Linked DNA regions of Homo sapiens: region 2 is linked to region 1. Evidence: read pairs that join two places in POLR2A ChIA-PET (ENCODE). Cell type or tissue: PC-3. All regions are shown on one strand.

Region 1 (8,000 bases):
TAGCCAATGATGGCTGAGTGTAAGAGTCTCTGTGTTTCATTCCTTCCTCCATCGGGACCAAGATGGTGTCTGGTTTCACTGTTGCTCAGTGATTGGTCTGGAGTCCTTTCTCATGGGTAGGTCTGTGACTTCCAATTCTTTGGTATCTCTCTTTTCAGGGTAGGCTCTTGGTTAAGGGCTTGCTGATATGGGAGAATGTAGCTCTCAGCAAATCTACATGAACAGCTGGGAGGAAACCGCTGCTTGGCAGGAGGGGCCATGGTTTTGTTCTTCTCTTTTGAGAAGAGCAGCCCTGCCATCCTTCTGTTTGGTAAAATGGGGAGGAAGAATTCCTGGCATGAAGACACATCAGTCAGCAGACCCCTGACTTCCAAGAAGTAGCAGACACTCCAGCTTCTGAGTGGATTGGAGAGATCCCTGGAGATGAATTGGAGATGCACTCGTCTCTGCCGGCCTCCCTGGGCAGGAGGTGTCTGATTCCCTGGTTAGTCTCCACCTTGAATTTCTACAGTTCTTCACTTTGGTCTCTAGGGGAAAGAAGCCAGACAGCTGGACTTTCCTGAGCTGGAATGGCTGTTGCTGAGGCTTTGGCATCTTCATTCACAACTTTTCAAGGGCTTGCCCTTTTGACCACTCAGCTTCCCATTCCTCTCTCAGCCCCAAGAACAGCAGGTGTACAAAGCTGCACGGTTGTCATTCCCGGGGAGATTCTTTTCTATTAGCTGGTGCTGAAGGAACTTGGAAATGGATGAGTTTTCCCCCAAACTCCAGGTCCAGCTTGGATTTCTTCTAGCTTAGAGATTCAAATACGTGAGGGCTTATAACTGGGAACTTTGTGTCTGTGGAGGACAACTGTGAGAATGTGGAGGCTGTCCAGGGAACAAGTCAGCGTGAACCCAGGACAGAGGGAACAAGCTTCTAACACTGACAACAAATGAGATGAGTCCTTCTGCCTAGCCAACTTTAAGGCAGCCACAGCAGCACCTTGCAAGCCTCTACTAAGGCTGGATCTGAGGCCCTGCCCAGTGCATGCTTCAGAACTAAAGCACGGAGATAAGACAGCACTAGAACTGGATTCCCACCTAGGGTTTTCACTGAATAAGAGCAAGAAGGGATCTCAATGATTATCTGTTTTCAACAGCCTTATTTTACAGAAAAGAAAACAGAGTCCCGGGGAAATAAGAAAAACATTAGCAAATACCTTTGTATTGCTTACTTTGTGCCCATTTCTGTTCTAAGCATTTCCTCATTTCATCCTCACAAAAGCCTACAAGGTAGATATTGTTATTATCTCTGTTTTACAGATGAAGAAACTGAGACAACAGGGTCTAGTAACTGGCATAAGATGGAAATGAAATAGTGTCCAACCTCTCAAGCCCTTTGCTAAGTCGCCCTGGCAGTTGATCGGAGTCTAGATCCGCAATCCATAGTCCAAGCTTTCTGAGCTATCCTATCCTTCTAGATTTGCACTATCCAATGTGAAAGCCACTAGTCACCTGCAGCTATTGAGCGCTTGAAACGTGGCTTGTCCAAATGGTGATGTGTTTCAAGGACCTAGATAAAAAAAATAAGAATGTAAAGTATATCGTTAATATTTTTCATATTGATGACATGTTGAAGTGGCAATCTAATGGCTCTATTGGTTTCAATAAAATGTATTATTATAATTAATGTCACCTGTTTCTTTTTACTCATTTTTATGTAAGTACCTCATGTTTTAAGATCATATGTGGCTTGCATCTGTGGCTCCCATGAAATTTAACACTGCGTATGTGTGTTAGTCCGTTCTTGCATTGCTATAAAGAAATACCTGAGACTGGGTAACTTATAAAGAAAAGAGGTTTAATTGCCTCATTGTTCTGCAGGCTGTACAGGAAATATAGCAGCATCTGCTTCTGGGGAGGCCTCAGAAAGCTTACAATCATGGCGGAAGGTGAAGAGTGAGCAGGCACGTCACATGGAGAAAACAGGAGCAAGAGAGGAGGGGAGGTGCCACATACTTTTCAACAACCAGATCTTATGAGAACTCACTATCACAAAAACAGCACCAAGGGAGTAGTACGAAACCATTCATGAGAAATCCGCCCCCATGATTCAATCCCCTCCCGCCAGGCCCCACCTCCAACACTGAGGATTACATTTCAACATGAGATTTGGGTGGGGCTAATTTCCAAACTATATCCATATGTGACTTGTGTTTGTGGACAGCACTGGCTGGCAAGCAAACCCTGAGAATCACAGCACCGCAGAGGCTGCGTCCCTGCTCCAGCCCCAGTAACTGCAGTGCTCCACAGAGAGGGCACCTCACCCACCCTTGGCCTTCTCTGCATCTATAACTCATACTGCTGTTCTGAGGCTGTGCTAGAAGCCTCCTCTGACACCACTGGGATGGCATCATCAGGAGAAGGATACACCATCAAACTCTTTGGAGGTTAGTGAGGCTTAATGGAAAGGGCGTGACTTCCACAGATCCACGTTCGGATCCTGGCTTTAGTATGTGCTATTTACACTCTGAGCATCACTTTTCTTATCTGGAGAATGGGGACAATAATACATCTCAGAATTTTTCTTTTCCATCCTGCATTTTCAGAGGATGGCTTTCTCTACTGCTTGCAATAGCACATTCTAACGGTTAAAATCAAAATTACAGAAAACATTGGGGAAAATAGTCCCTGATGCTTTTTCGCTTTCTGATTTCTTTGGTAACTTTGAACATGTGTGAGCCTCAGTTTTCCACTCTGAAGAATGGGAGCCCCCAGGAGACAGACCCTGCACTTACTGCCCAGCGATGGTTGAAATTCAGATGCCAACTAGTAGTGGTCAGTGCAAGTGGGAGAAGAGTGCCCTGGAGTAGCTTCCAGGTTATTGTTTTTTCTTTCCATCTCCTGTTTATGAAGCTCAGCTGGCATTGCCACTAGCTTGGGCCTGGGTCAGATGCAAGGTGTGAATCTGGGACCAGGAAGGCCCAAACTATCCTGGCAATCAGAGTGGCTGAGGTGGGGCCATATCCCATGTATTTGTCTGGGGAGAAAGGAATAATCTCTGCATTTACCCTGGGCTGTCATTCAGAACATGTGTGCGAGGTAGGCACCCAGGCTAGCCCCAGCTTTCTTATACATCTCTAGGCTATGCCTGACTGTAGGACCCCTGTGGAGTGTGGAAGTGAAGTTCTATTGGTAAAACATGGTAGAAGTGCACATCTATTCAAATCAGCAAAAATGCACTCAAATCCCAAGTCTAAACTTGTTTGTTATGTGACTATGGACAAGTCATCTAATCTCTTTAAGCCTGTCTCTTAATTTTGCAAGGAAATATCTAGCTCATATAGTAGTTGTAAGATAAATGACATAATATAAAGTGCACATTAAAAATGTGCATTGTGGAAAAGACAAATGAAAACAAAAAATACATGCATTGTGGGCAGTCATTAACTGGCAAGTATTAACATGGAGCCATGTCTCTTATTTCCAGTGCAACAATGATAGGAACATTTTCTCCACTTGGTTGTAAAGAGTGCTGTGTTTGTCCATAAGGATGCAGCAGCATTTGCCTACCGAAGGAAAAGTGAAATGACAAATGCTTGCTAACCTCTTCGCTTCCCCAGTTTATACTCTTCCCTTAACACTACCTGTTTGATGGTCTCAATCACAAACAAGCTTGAGAAACAGAATCATTTCCTTTTCAGGAGTCTACAGGTAAAAATCAGCAGGTATAAGGACAATTTGGGACTAATTTCAGCCCCTACCTGATTTTGAGCAAATAAATGACTCACGACATGCCCTTGGCCAAACCATGGAGCCTCTTGGGGCTTCAGCTTCCTCTTTAATAAAATGGGATGAGTAATCCTTGCCTCGCCTTCATTTTACAAGCATGTAACAAGGATGAATCAAGTAATGGCTGTAGAATCCTTTGAGGTCCTTGGAGAAATACTTGCTATATAAATGCAAAGTATGATGTCCATTTCTATTACATTGTGTTTTGCAAATAAATATATAAGCCTATGGCACATCCATGTCAGTGCCTGTCTGGCCAGCCATTTGCCATGTACATCTTTTAATCATCTCCATACATTTATTCATTGAAAGCATATTCCAAATCTGTAATGCATGGGTTATTATTATTATTTTTTCTTTTTGGAAGCCCAGGGCACATGTCTGTTCTGCCTCATTTCAGCTGCTGGGAATTCTGACAGATCCATTGTTGGTGATATGTGCACGGGGGGAGGTTTTCAATATCATCAGAGACCTAGATCCAGACCAAAGAAGGTTTCATGTTCATCGTCCTTCCCATTCCCTTTTCCTGACCCTCTTAATTGAGCTGTTCAGAAAAGAGGCCCTGTCATTCTTTTGAAAAATAGCCTGCTTGTCCCTTCCTAAAAACTTTAACCAGGTTGCTCCCTGATTCAGAAGATAAAAGAACAGATTGTGGAATGTACTTTGAATCATGTAACACTTTAGAGGCTATTAGTTGTTGTCGATTATCTCCGGGAATAACCAGCATCCTTTCCCCTGTCTTTTACTATCATATGTCTTTTGTCTAATCCAGATCTCTTTTCTTAACTCTGGATCCTGTTGTACAACTACCCCCTGTGTGTCCTACAGGCACCTTAGACTCTAAATATCTAAAATCAGACTTTCCATCTTCCCTTCGCATCAGCTCTACTCTCTACATTCTGTCAAGACCCCAGTAATCAAGGCTAAAGATAGGTGAGGTGGTGATTTCCTAGTCGTGGTTCTGAAGCTTCAGGGTTTATACTTAGGTGAATCGCAACTCTGAAGGCTGAGTTTTCTTCCTTTTTAATAAAAATACATAGAAATTTGGCCCATGGGGTAAAAGTGAGTAGTATTGGGAAAACACTTTCATGTTTAAGAAGTCTCCTGTGTCTTGTACTCAAAGGTAGACAGCTGGAGTCCTCTGGGCTTCTGCCTCTTGAGATCACCTGTATTCATTGCATATTGATCCTTCTCCAAAAAGCTTCATGAGACCTGATTCATGTTCACAAAATCTTCAGGACCTGAAATTTGGAACTTCTGAATCTTTTGGCTTTATAGAAACCAAAGAGGAACTTCTAGTTCAGTGTTCTCTTGAAAGGCTTAGACCTCAAGCGTTCTGTTACCCAACTGTCTGATTGTTTTGACTAAATGTTGGCATACCTAGGGTAAACCTCTGGCCATTCAAAATTCAAAGTCTCTCTTATTGAGGTCTCTTCCCTGCTGTCCTTTTTAAAAATGCAAGTGGCTGGGCATGGTGGTTCACGCCTGTAATTGCAGCACTTTGGGAGGCCGAGGCGGGTGGATCACTTGAGGACAGGGATTCAAGACCCGCCTGACCAACATGGCAAAACCCTGTCTCTACTAAAAATACAAAAATTAGCTGGGTAGGGTGGCATGCGCCTGTAATCTCAGCTTCTCAGGAGGCTGAGGCAGGAGAATTGCTTGAACCTGGGAGGTGGAGGTTGCAGTGAGCCAAGATCACGCCATTGCACTCCAGCCTGGGCAACAAGAGTGAAACTCTGTCCCTCCAAAAAAAAAAAAAAAAAAAAAAAAAAAAAAAAAAAAAAGTAGATTCTTTCCTAAGCTTTCCTGCCTTCTCACTCAAGGCAGTGTCCCCAAGTGAGCTCATCCTCTCCCATATCTTTTACTGTCATATCTCTTTTTAAACCCAAACCTCTTTCCTTGCCTCTGGATCCACACATCTAATTGCCTGTTGTACATCTTCCCCTGTGTGTCCTACAGGCACCTTAGACACTAAACGTCCAAAGTCAGATTCGCCATCTTTCCTTTCCATTAGCTCTACTTCCTATATTCTTTGCCTTGGCTTTTGTCAACTAGTACACAAAGTAAGCCAGACACTAATGATATTGAGCACATTTTCATCTCTGCATGTTACCCACATGAACCTTTGTGTGTGTGTGTGAAGTGCATGCTCAATTGCATGTTCTTTTGCCCACCTTTTTCCTAATTATTTTTAGGAATTCTTGATATAAATCCTTACTTCAAGCTGGGCATGCCTGTAATCCCAGCACTTTGGGAGGCCGAGGTGGGTGGGTCACCTGAGGTCAGGAGTTTGAAACCAGCCTGGCCAACATGGCAAAACCCTGTCTCTACTAAAAATACAAGATTTAGCCAGGCGTGGTGGCATGTGCCTGTAGTCTCAGCTACTCGGGAGGCTGAGGCAGGAGAATCACTTGAACCCTGGAGGCAGAGGTTGTAGTGAGCCAAGACCGTGCCACTGCACTCCAGCCTGGGCAACAAGAGCGAAACTCTTTCTCAAAAACAAAGAAACAAAAATCCTTAGTTCGATATATGTTTTATAAAATAAGTTCTTCCAGTCTGTGGTTTACCTTTTCTCTTAATAATGTCTTTGAGTAGGCCGGGCATGGTGGCTCACGCCTATAATCCCAGCACTTTGGGAGGCTAAGGTGGGTGGATTACCTGAGGTCAGGAGTTTGAGACCAGCCTGGCCAATATGGTGAAACCCCATCTCTACTAAAAATACAAAAATTAGCCAGGCCTGGTGGCAGGCACCTGTAATCCCAGCTACTCGGGAGGCTGAGGCAGGAGAATTGCATGAACCCGGGAGACGGGGGTTGCAGTGAGCTGAGATGGCGCCATTGCACTCCAGCCTGGTCAACAAGAGTGAAACTCTGTCTCAAAAACAAACAAACAAACAAAAGTCTTTGAGTAAACATGAGCTTTTACGTCCAATTATCAATTGTTTATTTTATGGTTAGTGCTTTTTATGTCCTGTCAAAAAATATTTGGCTACCATATGTTACTATTCTCATTTTGGAAATTTAAAAGACAGTATTTATTTGTTTATTTATTATTTAGTTTTTATAGAGACAGGGTCTCACTATGTTGCCCAGGCTGGTCTTGAACTCCTGGGTTCAGGTGATCCTTCCGCATTCTATTGAATGATACATCACATTTTATTTGGTCATTTCCTGTGGATATTTAGGTTGTTTTCAAATTCCAAAGCTTTGTCAATAAGCAATGGTGCAAAACATCCTTGGATGTGTCTTTTTGTGATACATATTTCTTTAGGGTACATATCAAGGATAATATTGTTGAGTCAGAGATTATGTACATTTGAAAATTTGAATAGACACTGCTATATTGCTCCCAAAGTAATTGTGCTGATTTATGTTCTCAGAGCCTTTAAGTTTTAATTCAAATTTCTAAGACTTGAGATTTTGATAAACCTAGCATGACTGTTGAACAGATTTTTTTCTCCAGGCTACCATATAGACTACTGTGCAGCCCAGGGATTGGCTGTCATTGGATCAGGTGCCCACCGGGATCTAATTATCAGTGGCAGGAGAGGGGGAGTCAGGTGGTATGAAACTCATTGACTAAGGCTGCCACAAGCAGGTCTGAGCCAATTTTCCTTAGAAGTGGCTCAACAAGGCCAGGAGTTCGAGATCAGTCTGGGCAACATGGAGAGACCCTATATCTACTAAAAATAAAAACAAAAATTAGCTGAGTATGGTGGTGCATGCCTATAGTCCTAGCTACTGGGGAGACTGAGGTGGAAGGATCACTTGAGCCCAGGAGCTGGAGGTTATAGTGAGCTATGATTACATGACTGCACTCCAGCCTGAGTGACAGAGTAAGATCCTGTCTCAAGAAAAAAAAAGTGACTCACCAAGTCTCCTATAATTCCAAAGTACTTTTGCATCTACAGTTTCAATATCATATATTTGCTGGAAAGTTAAAATGAGATCATAATATGACAATATTTTAGAAAACAAAATACATGATGGCCTTATTATTATTATTTAAAAATATTTTAAAAACTACTCTGCTAGGTATGTGGGAAAATACCTGTATCAGCATGTCACAGATAAGAGCTAATGGTTATTGAGTGCTTCCTTTATGACGGGCAGTAACCTAAGTGCTTTGCATGTACTGACTTATTTATCTTCATGATAATCCTATCAGGTAACATTACTTTATCTCCATTTCACAGATGAGGTGACCAGACAACAGAGAGGTTAA
Region 2 (8,000 bases), 710 kb after region 1:
TCCAGCCTCAGGTATTTCTTTATAGCAATGCAAGAACGGTGTAATACAAATAGACCGTTGTGTGTGTTGTGTGAAGTTGGTAAATTTGTGGTCATTTGTGACAACAGCATTAGGAATGGAATACACTGCCCGTTCCTGGTGAGGTGCCCCTCTTCCTTCATCCCTTCATGGCCCAACTTCTCTGAAAGTGCTGCTGGCTGAGTCCTCCCATGGGGGCACCTCACCTGTTACTCCCAGCGATCACCTTGGCCCTGCTCCTCATCAGTCTCCTTGCCAGGACAGCAGCAGCAGCCTGTTCTCTCCTCTCTCCAGTTTCAAATGGCCCTGGTTCCTTAAAGGGCCTTCTAGATCTTGTTTCTAATCCCTGGGACCGTTTGAGTTCCAAACATCACTTGTCAGAAGGATAGACCACAGATGCCTTGGAGTGGGAGGAGGAGGAGGGGCGCTCTTTCAAACTCTGGTTCCCCCTTCACCCACTTCCCCACATATGGACTTGTAAAACACCAGCCACCTCGCTTTCCATACCAAACAACAGTACACGCAAGAACAAACAAGCAGGGCCACGGCCTTTCTTACTGGAACCAGGTATGCTTTCTGGCTTGTTTGTTTTCTCAGAATTTAAAAATACATCGAGTGTGCTTTATTGAACTGCCCAAAAAGGGACACACCTGCAGCACCTCATAAACTTGTTTGATCAAACAAACAAAAGCCAAAACACTTTTCTGATGGAGTATTTCTCGGAACTTGTACTCTGCAGAAAACACTCTGTAAAGTTTGCTTGTAACCACGCTCCATTATCGTCTACAAGCCTCAGAAGTCTGAGGAATCTGAGCCCACCCTGACCTTTCTTTCCGATTCAATCTGCATACTTGCTTTTTGATCATGAAAATAAAAAAATTTTGCCCTGATACTTTTTTCCCCATATCTTCATTTATTTTTCTTGGGGCCTAGCAAGGTCTTTTGGCAAGAAAATCCAGATCTTTTCTCGCTCAGAAATATTTTCCTTATTGGATTTGGCTTGTTTCTTAACTTGCTCTGGTCAGTTGCACAAGAGCATCAATTATCTATATTTTGCTGGATTCTTCATATCTACCATGGCTTCCCTTATGATTATCATATTTTTAATTCCCTCCTTGGGCACAAATGCAAATCTTTAGAACAAGGAAACTGGGAGCTGAAAAGAGAGAGGTAAGAATTTCAGAGGAAGAAGGAAGCCTCTCTCAACAGACAGCAGCAGGGGCAATGGCAGGAGCCAGGGCAGTGCACGGGACACACCCCCAGCCGACCGCCTCCCAAGCCTGCTGGGGCTATGGAACCCAATTCCAGGCTGTCAGCAGAGACAAATTTAGCACCGATGATCTCATCTTGCAGAACAGCCCCAGGGCTCAGGGAAACATCACTGGAAAAGCTGGGAAGTGGACGTCACTGCTAGTCCCATAATGTAGGTGAAAGGCACAGGGCCCCTCTCTCAGCTCACTAAAAGGGAGCACCAAGACCACAAGGAGCAGGTACAGGTGATGGTGAGGGCGTGGCCAGCGGGGAACAGGCTGGGGGGTCTGGGGCATTACTAGCCTGCTCTCCTCAGAGTCCCCACAACCCCAAGCACAGTGAGCTGAAGTTCCAGGACAGGTCCACAGATACGGACACACTTCGTTTGAGATGAGTGACAAACAGTACTAAACATTATCATTGTGGAGTTACAGCTTCTCCTGTCAGGCCCACATCAGGATGTTACGTGGCAGAGTATTTACAAATGCAGCAGCAGGCAGAAGGTAGAGAGAGTGGGGGCACATTCCCTCTTATTTACTGAAAATAAGACCAAATCCCTGCAAAGGGGGGCAAGGATCCCTTGTCTCTTGCAGTGAGTCAGTGGCAGAAAAAGATGAGAACTTGTCACCAGGTGCAAACCCCAAATCTTGCCACTGGCTCAAGCTACCTCTGCATGGCTCTGAAGTTGGTTTTTCTGGCTTCCTTAGCCGGACACTTTTGCTGGTCAGTTTCCCTGCAGTTTCTTAGTGTGTCTGGTGGTCAGATTCTCCCTCCTGTTCCTGGAGCAAAGAGGCCTCAGCGGCTCCCCCAGTGTTTCCCAAAAGCAGTCCCAGGAGGGCAGTGGCGGCAGGTCCTTTGCTGGGATGGGGACCCCTGTCTCCTGCTTCTGTAGCTAATGGACAGCATCCCATGAACCTTTGTGAAGAAGGAAGGTATGAAAATAACTAAGAAAAGCAGACTTGACACCTCTCACAAAGAAATAAATACATTTCTAAATGTCAAATAAACATAGGTACTTACAGAAGGCAAGACCCTCCAAAAAGAGTGGTTCGTATCACACTGCTAATGGGGATGGATAGTGATGGCAAATAAATATTGTCACGTTAAAAAGGCCAGGTTTATATTCAAGCACACCAGGGCCACTCCTGTGTCAGTTTCAGTCATATTAGAGAAGATCAGCTCCCTGAGAACAAGGGCTAGGAAGCTAATAAATTCCATACTGGGAAGTGCCATGGGAACGTAATGAGGGGTTATCAGAGAAATTAGAATGTGCAAGACTCCGTCTCAAACAAGAAAAAAAAAAAGAAATTAAAATGTACTGAGAATTTGGGGTGGCCACCAAAATAAAACCTCTCCCACCCAAGACAGCATGAACATTATTGTGGTTAAAGGAAAGAAAGTTCAACAAGCAACTTAGAACAGAACTGACAGCATCTCTTCAAGTGAAGACTTCAGAGAAAGCTGCAAACAGAAATGACAAAAAACAAAACAAAACAAAACAAAACAAAAAAAAACAGGGCAATAAACACCTAGAAGGCGGCATTAGGGCTGTGCAGCAGAGCCCAAATGCAAAGGCAGCATTAGCAGTGGAAGCAAAGAATCCTTACGGGGTCAGACCCACAGGGCTGAGCCAAGATCAGATCTCTCTGTCTCACACACACACACACACACACACACACACACACACACACACACATGCACACACCAGCTGCAGCACTAGGGCGTTTGGGAAAGACACAAAATTAGTTTAGATTGTAAAACATTTATCCTGTAGAGGCAACGTGAGATTTTTTTCTGTAGTTCTTTTAATTAAAAGTGAGCTCATAAATCAAAGCCCCTGTTTCCAGCCTGCAGGAGGTAGTAGGAGTGAACCTAAGCCTTGCAGAGCTGAGCCTGCCCCGCCCATCCTGCTTTCCATCACCCAGGTTATTCACCCCAATTACAACACCGCACATGTTACAGGGACTCAGTGAGTAGCCAAGGGTGGCTCTGATGAATTACATCTCACTTTCTTCACTGGGGTCTCCGAAGTTCTCCCAAAGAGATATTGAGCACATGTACACACACACACACACGCGCGCGCACGCACACACACACAATTAAATCCTATCAGAACTGGTTAGTGCATCTATTTGGAGCATCTGCTGTTTCCCCTGCAGAGCCCCACCTCTGGAGACCTTCCCCTCCTCTGCATTTCTACCTTGCCTGGGCTCACATGGCTGTTTGCATTTGTGAGTCTGAAGACTCTTCTTAGAAGTTTTTTAAACACAGAAAGTCTTATGGATCCTTGCCATCTTCTTAATTTGTTTTAATTTTTTCCTCCTGGGTGAATTAAAGAATGTTCTACAGACATGAAGTCTCACTACCCTCAGCTCATTCATAAGAGAGATGGAGGGAGGGTGCATACATTAATATGCTCATTACTCCAAAGGTGACATACGTGTGGATAAAGAATTTGTCCCAAACCAGAAGTGCAGCCAGAAACAAAGTTAAGATTTCCTGGATGTCGGTTCCAAGATTTTAAGCCACACCCAGGCCTGGCTCTTAACAATTTAGAGGGATGGCTGGCCCCAGACACAGACCAGGGCAGACACCTGGGCATGAAGATTGCAGGAGTCCTAGGAGCAGTAGTGGGAGGCAGCAGGGTGGCCCACAGTAGCTCCCGTTGCCCCTCCCAGCCCTCCTTGGGATTGACAGAATGGTTGCCGTGACCAGCGGAGGAAGCACATTGATTTCCCATTTTCAAGCTGCCCCCCAGCTCCAAGCATCTTAGAGCTCTTTATGTGCCCATACTCACATGTGTTCACAGTTTTAGTGGGAAATGAGGACAAAGAAACGGAACCCCCTCTAAGAGAGAAAATGTTAGAGATAGAGATGAACTTCATTTCAGCTTCCTGCCCGGTATCTACCCTTGATGCCAGGAACCGCTCTGTCACTGCATCCCCCAATCCCACTGCTTCCTTCTGCCCCTGCCCCCGCACAGAACAAGAATCCAGACAAAAGCACAGGTCAAGGGAGAAATAAAGGTCCCCCTTCCCCTGACCCAACTCCCTCAGAAACAATCAGATTCAAGGCAGAGAGATTAAATTATCACTAAGCTAATTATGGGACTCACACTTAGGCTGGCTGCCGGGAAGCGAGGTCAGCAAGCAAGAGACATTAACATGCAAATTGAAGGCAGATGCAAGGAGCACTTAAAAAAAAGCAACCGGGAGACTGATTCCCCCCACACCCAGAGGAGAAAGAAGCCACTCTGGTGGTTGAGGCACTGTCCATCTGGGCAATGGTCAGGGCATTTGACAGCTAAATAGCTCTACTCTGTCATCATCCTGAAGCCAAAGTGGGCGAGTCAGAGGTAAACTGATTAGGTGGTGTGCCGCTAATCTCCCAGAGAGAACATGAGGGAGGTGGATGCAAGGCAGAGCCCAGCGGGAGCAGCCCCAGGCTTGAGTGCAGAGAAGGCTCTGCCGGTTCCTATGCTTGCATGTGTGGGTGCCTCCCTGTGCGTGGGTGAACACAGGTGTGTGTGTCAGCTGGGTGTTTGTGCATGTTTATGACTATGGATGTGTGTATGGAGAGGGGATACAGAATCAGGCATGTGTGAGTATATCTTATCCACCTGAAAATAGAAGGTGAAGAGCTTAGACAGAATCAAAGTGCCCCTCCTAGCATAATAGCCACCGGGCAACTCCTTAAGAGCTTTCTGAGATTGTTAAGGCCCCTGCAATTGCTGTCACCAGCTCAGCCATGAAAATACATATTATGGTACCCAGTTATGGATGACTGATGCTTCCCCAGGCATCATCAATATGATGCGAGTTTAAGACATGTTGGCCAAAAACTTGGCAGTCTACAAAATGACTTTGAGAGATAAAAATCAATGTTTTTCAATGCAATCTGCAGGATAGCTTCCTCCACTCAGGATTCTGACTCTGCAAGTCTCTTGCCTTTTCCAGAGAGGAGCAGGTTGGCAGGGAACCCTGATACGGAGGCATGTGAGCTTGTTTTAAGTCAGTAGACAGCTTTGGGTTCCTTGTCCTGAGAAATGGAATTTAATGGGCAATATCCTGCCTGTGTCCAGAGTGAATTTTTGGAACCCATGGTTGGCAAGGGGGGTTCAGAGGGGAAGTGGGGGAATCTCTGGAGCTTAAATTACTTAGGGAAAATTAATTTGGAAACTTTATTTAATTATAGGTAAAAGAAATGCTTCCATAAATTTGGGTAATTTAATTATCCAAGAGACATCTGCTGAACACAATCTAATCATTGTATTTAAGTAGAAAAGTGCCCTCACTCTTAACAAAACTAATTTTGGGGAGATACAAACATTCAGAGCCTGACTAATGAAAGAAAAGGAATAATTTCAGTTTCAGTTTTAGGAGGAAAAAAGTAAATCACAGGAAAATCATCTGAGAGAGGATTTAGTTTTTTAAAAATCTTCAACATTATATCTGGGGTTGATGATATAAAATCAGCCATATCCTATATTTTTTGCACATCTTCTCCAATACTAAGCAAAGAAGAGATCACAAGCTCTTTAAGTCAAGAAGTGCCTAGCGCATTTTAGATGACCAAGAAGATAGTTCTTGACTGAATGTTGATGTTCACAAAAATAAACCTTATGATAAACTGTATGGACAGAATTATCCACAAAATATTCATTGCCCTTCTCTCCCACCTCCCTGCATACATACACACCAGCCCCCTCCCCAGGCTCCAGGCAGGGTTATATTTTCCACACCATTCACTTTGGCTGGGCCAAAAAAATGGGAGTGGGCCACCACCAAGCAGTAGCTTTAACAACCACGGCACGGTTCTGCCATCTCTCTTTTCCTTTGGCCATGAGATCAACATGTCCCAGACAGGGGCTGCCCTTCCAAGTCTCCCAGATAAATAACATGGAGCAGGGCTGCAGCCAGCCCAGGGTGCACATGAACGTGAGTTGAAAATAGCCTTCGTTATTGTTGTTGTAAGCCACCTAAACTTGGGGGTCATTTGTTACTGCAACATAATGTAGTCTAAGCTAGCTGATACACACACACATGCACACAGGCACTAGAAGACCCTAAGCCCCAGTGGTCCATCTTCAAATACATTTTTTTATTCAGCATTTGTTACCTTCGGGCAGTACTGTGGGGGCACCTTCAGTTTAATTGGAAGAAGGTATAAACACACTGGGGAAATAGATCCAGCTATATTAATGAACTGTATTTTCTATGTGAAGAAAATGAACAAATTCCTTTCAGAAAAACATCTCAGCTACAATGTTGAAAGCTTCTATTGCCTATAATTTTGGGGTAATCAAAATGTGGCTAAATAAAAACCAAATTTATAAAATGGATACATTATGAGGCTATTAATTTTAGAAAATAATTCTCCATTTTAGAAAGAGATTCATTAGTTTCCTACAATGAATCCACATTTCCTACCCAAAAAGAGATAAAGAAGCCCACAGCCTGGTTGAGGCAGGGAAGCCATCAGTACTATCAGCATCCCTCCAGCCATGGCCCTTCCTAGGTCACAGAGCCTCTAGGGTCCCCAGCTGCCACACTAGCTCTACTTAAGGTCAACATTGTACAAGTTCAGGCCCACCTAGGGCATAAGCCAACACTGCCTAACTAAACCTCCCTGGATCTAAGAAAGACTCATTCTCTAAGTGAGGTTTAAGATGTATCTTTCTCTCCCAAGTCTGGTGTGTCTGGGAAAAGACCCAGAACAACTTTGATCATAAAGATGAAATAAAATAAAATATTCCAGGTATGCTAACCTGATGCATTGAAAATATGGTTATAATTACATGCAACATTTAAAAAAATATGTTTACTCATCACAAGTGATACTTGTAGTAGAGGAATCCTGTCTGAGACAGAAAATCATGGATAAGTTTTATGCTCTGTGGGGGAAGGAAGAACAAAAGGGACAGAGCTGAATTATCACTGGAGGAAATGTTGGTCTGTTGCAGAAAGACCAATGTAAAGAATGTATTGACTTATAGATTTTTAAAGGTAGACTGAAGATATCTAATCATTTTCATTATTATAAAAAACCACGATGTATATAAGGCACCCATATATGATCTTAGGTAGAATCCTGCCTAGAGGCCAAAATGGCAATTTGTATCTGAGACTCCCATGGGAATACCTGGAACACAGTAGGATTTTGTTTAAGTTTTGGATGCAATGATGAGGGCAGGTCGTCAGGTGGCTTCAACATCATTCTGGCCTCTCAGGTCCAACAATACCTGGGAACACTCAGATTTAGCCACCTCCAGCCCCAGAATACTCATATCTTGGTGGGGAGGTAAAAGTGGTTAAGCAGAAAGACAACCCATCTCTTTCCTTCCAACCTCCTTGCCACCAAAGCCTCAGAAGCCTTCTCCAGCAGGGGAGAAACTTTTTGGAAGGCAGCTCAAAAAAGTCTCATGGCCAGACATGGTAGCTCATACCTGTAATCTCAGAATTTTGGGAGGCCGAGGTGGGAGGATTGCTTGAGGTCAGGAGTTTAAGACCAGCCTGGACAACGTAGCAAGACCCCATCTCTATAAAAAATGTTAAAAATTAGTGGAGCATGGTGACACATACCTGTAGTCCCAGGTACTTCGGCGACTGAGACAGGTGGATCGCTAGAACCCAGAAGTTTGAGGCTGTCATGAGTTAGGATAGCACCACTTCACTTTGGCCTGGGTGACAGAGCAAGACCCTATCTCTTTGGGAAAAAAAAAAAAAAATTCC

Evidence for each region. Peaks named below come from ENCODE experiments on the same cell type or tissue, not always from the same donor. Only the 100,000 strongest peaks of a DNase experiment are listed, where the experiment ranks them.
Region 2: POLR2A ChIA-PET joins it to region 1 with 16 read pairs; 1 of 35 experiments calls an interaction of 5 or more read pairs at or near these places.

The regions. Positions count from the first base shown.
Region 1 is chr7:131,765,612-131,773,611 of GRCh38, forward strand. No RefSeq gene overlaps it. Among named protein-coding and RNA genes, the nearest start is that of PODXL, 210 kb to the left of the region's middle. In PC-3, no CTCF peak of the experiment used is centred here; a DNase peak (open chromatin) is centred at 3,800; H3K27ac peaks cover 1,215 bases.
Region 2 is chr7:132,471,294-132,479,293 of GRCh38, forward strand. All of the region lies in intron 3 of PLXNA4 (plexin A4), which reads right to left. Among named protein-coding and RNA genes, the nearest start is that of PLXNA4, 100 kb to the right of the region's middle. In PC-3, no CTCF peak of the experiment used is centred here; a DNase peak (open chromatin) is centred at 1,378; H3K27ac peaks cover 1,126 bases.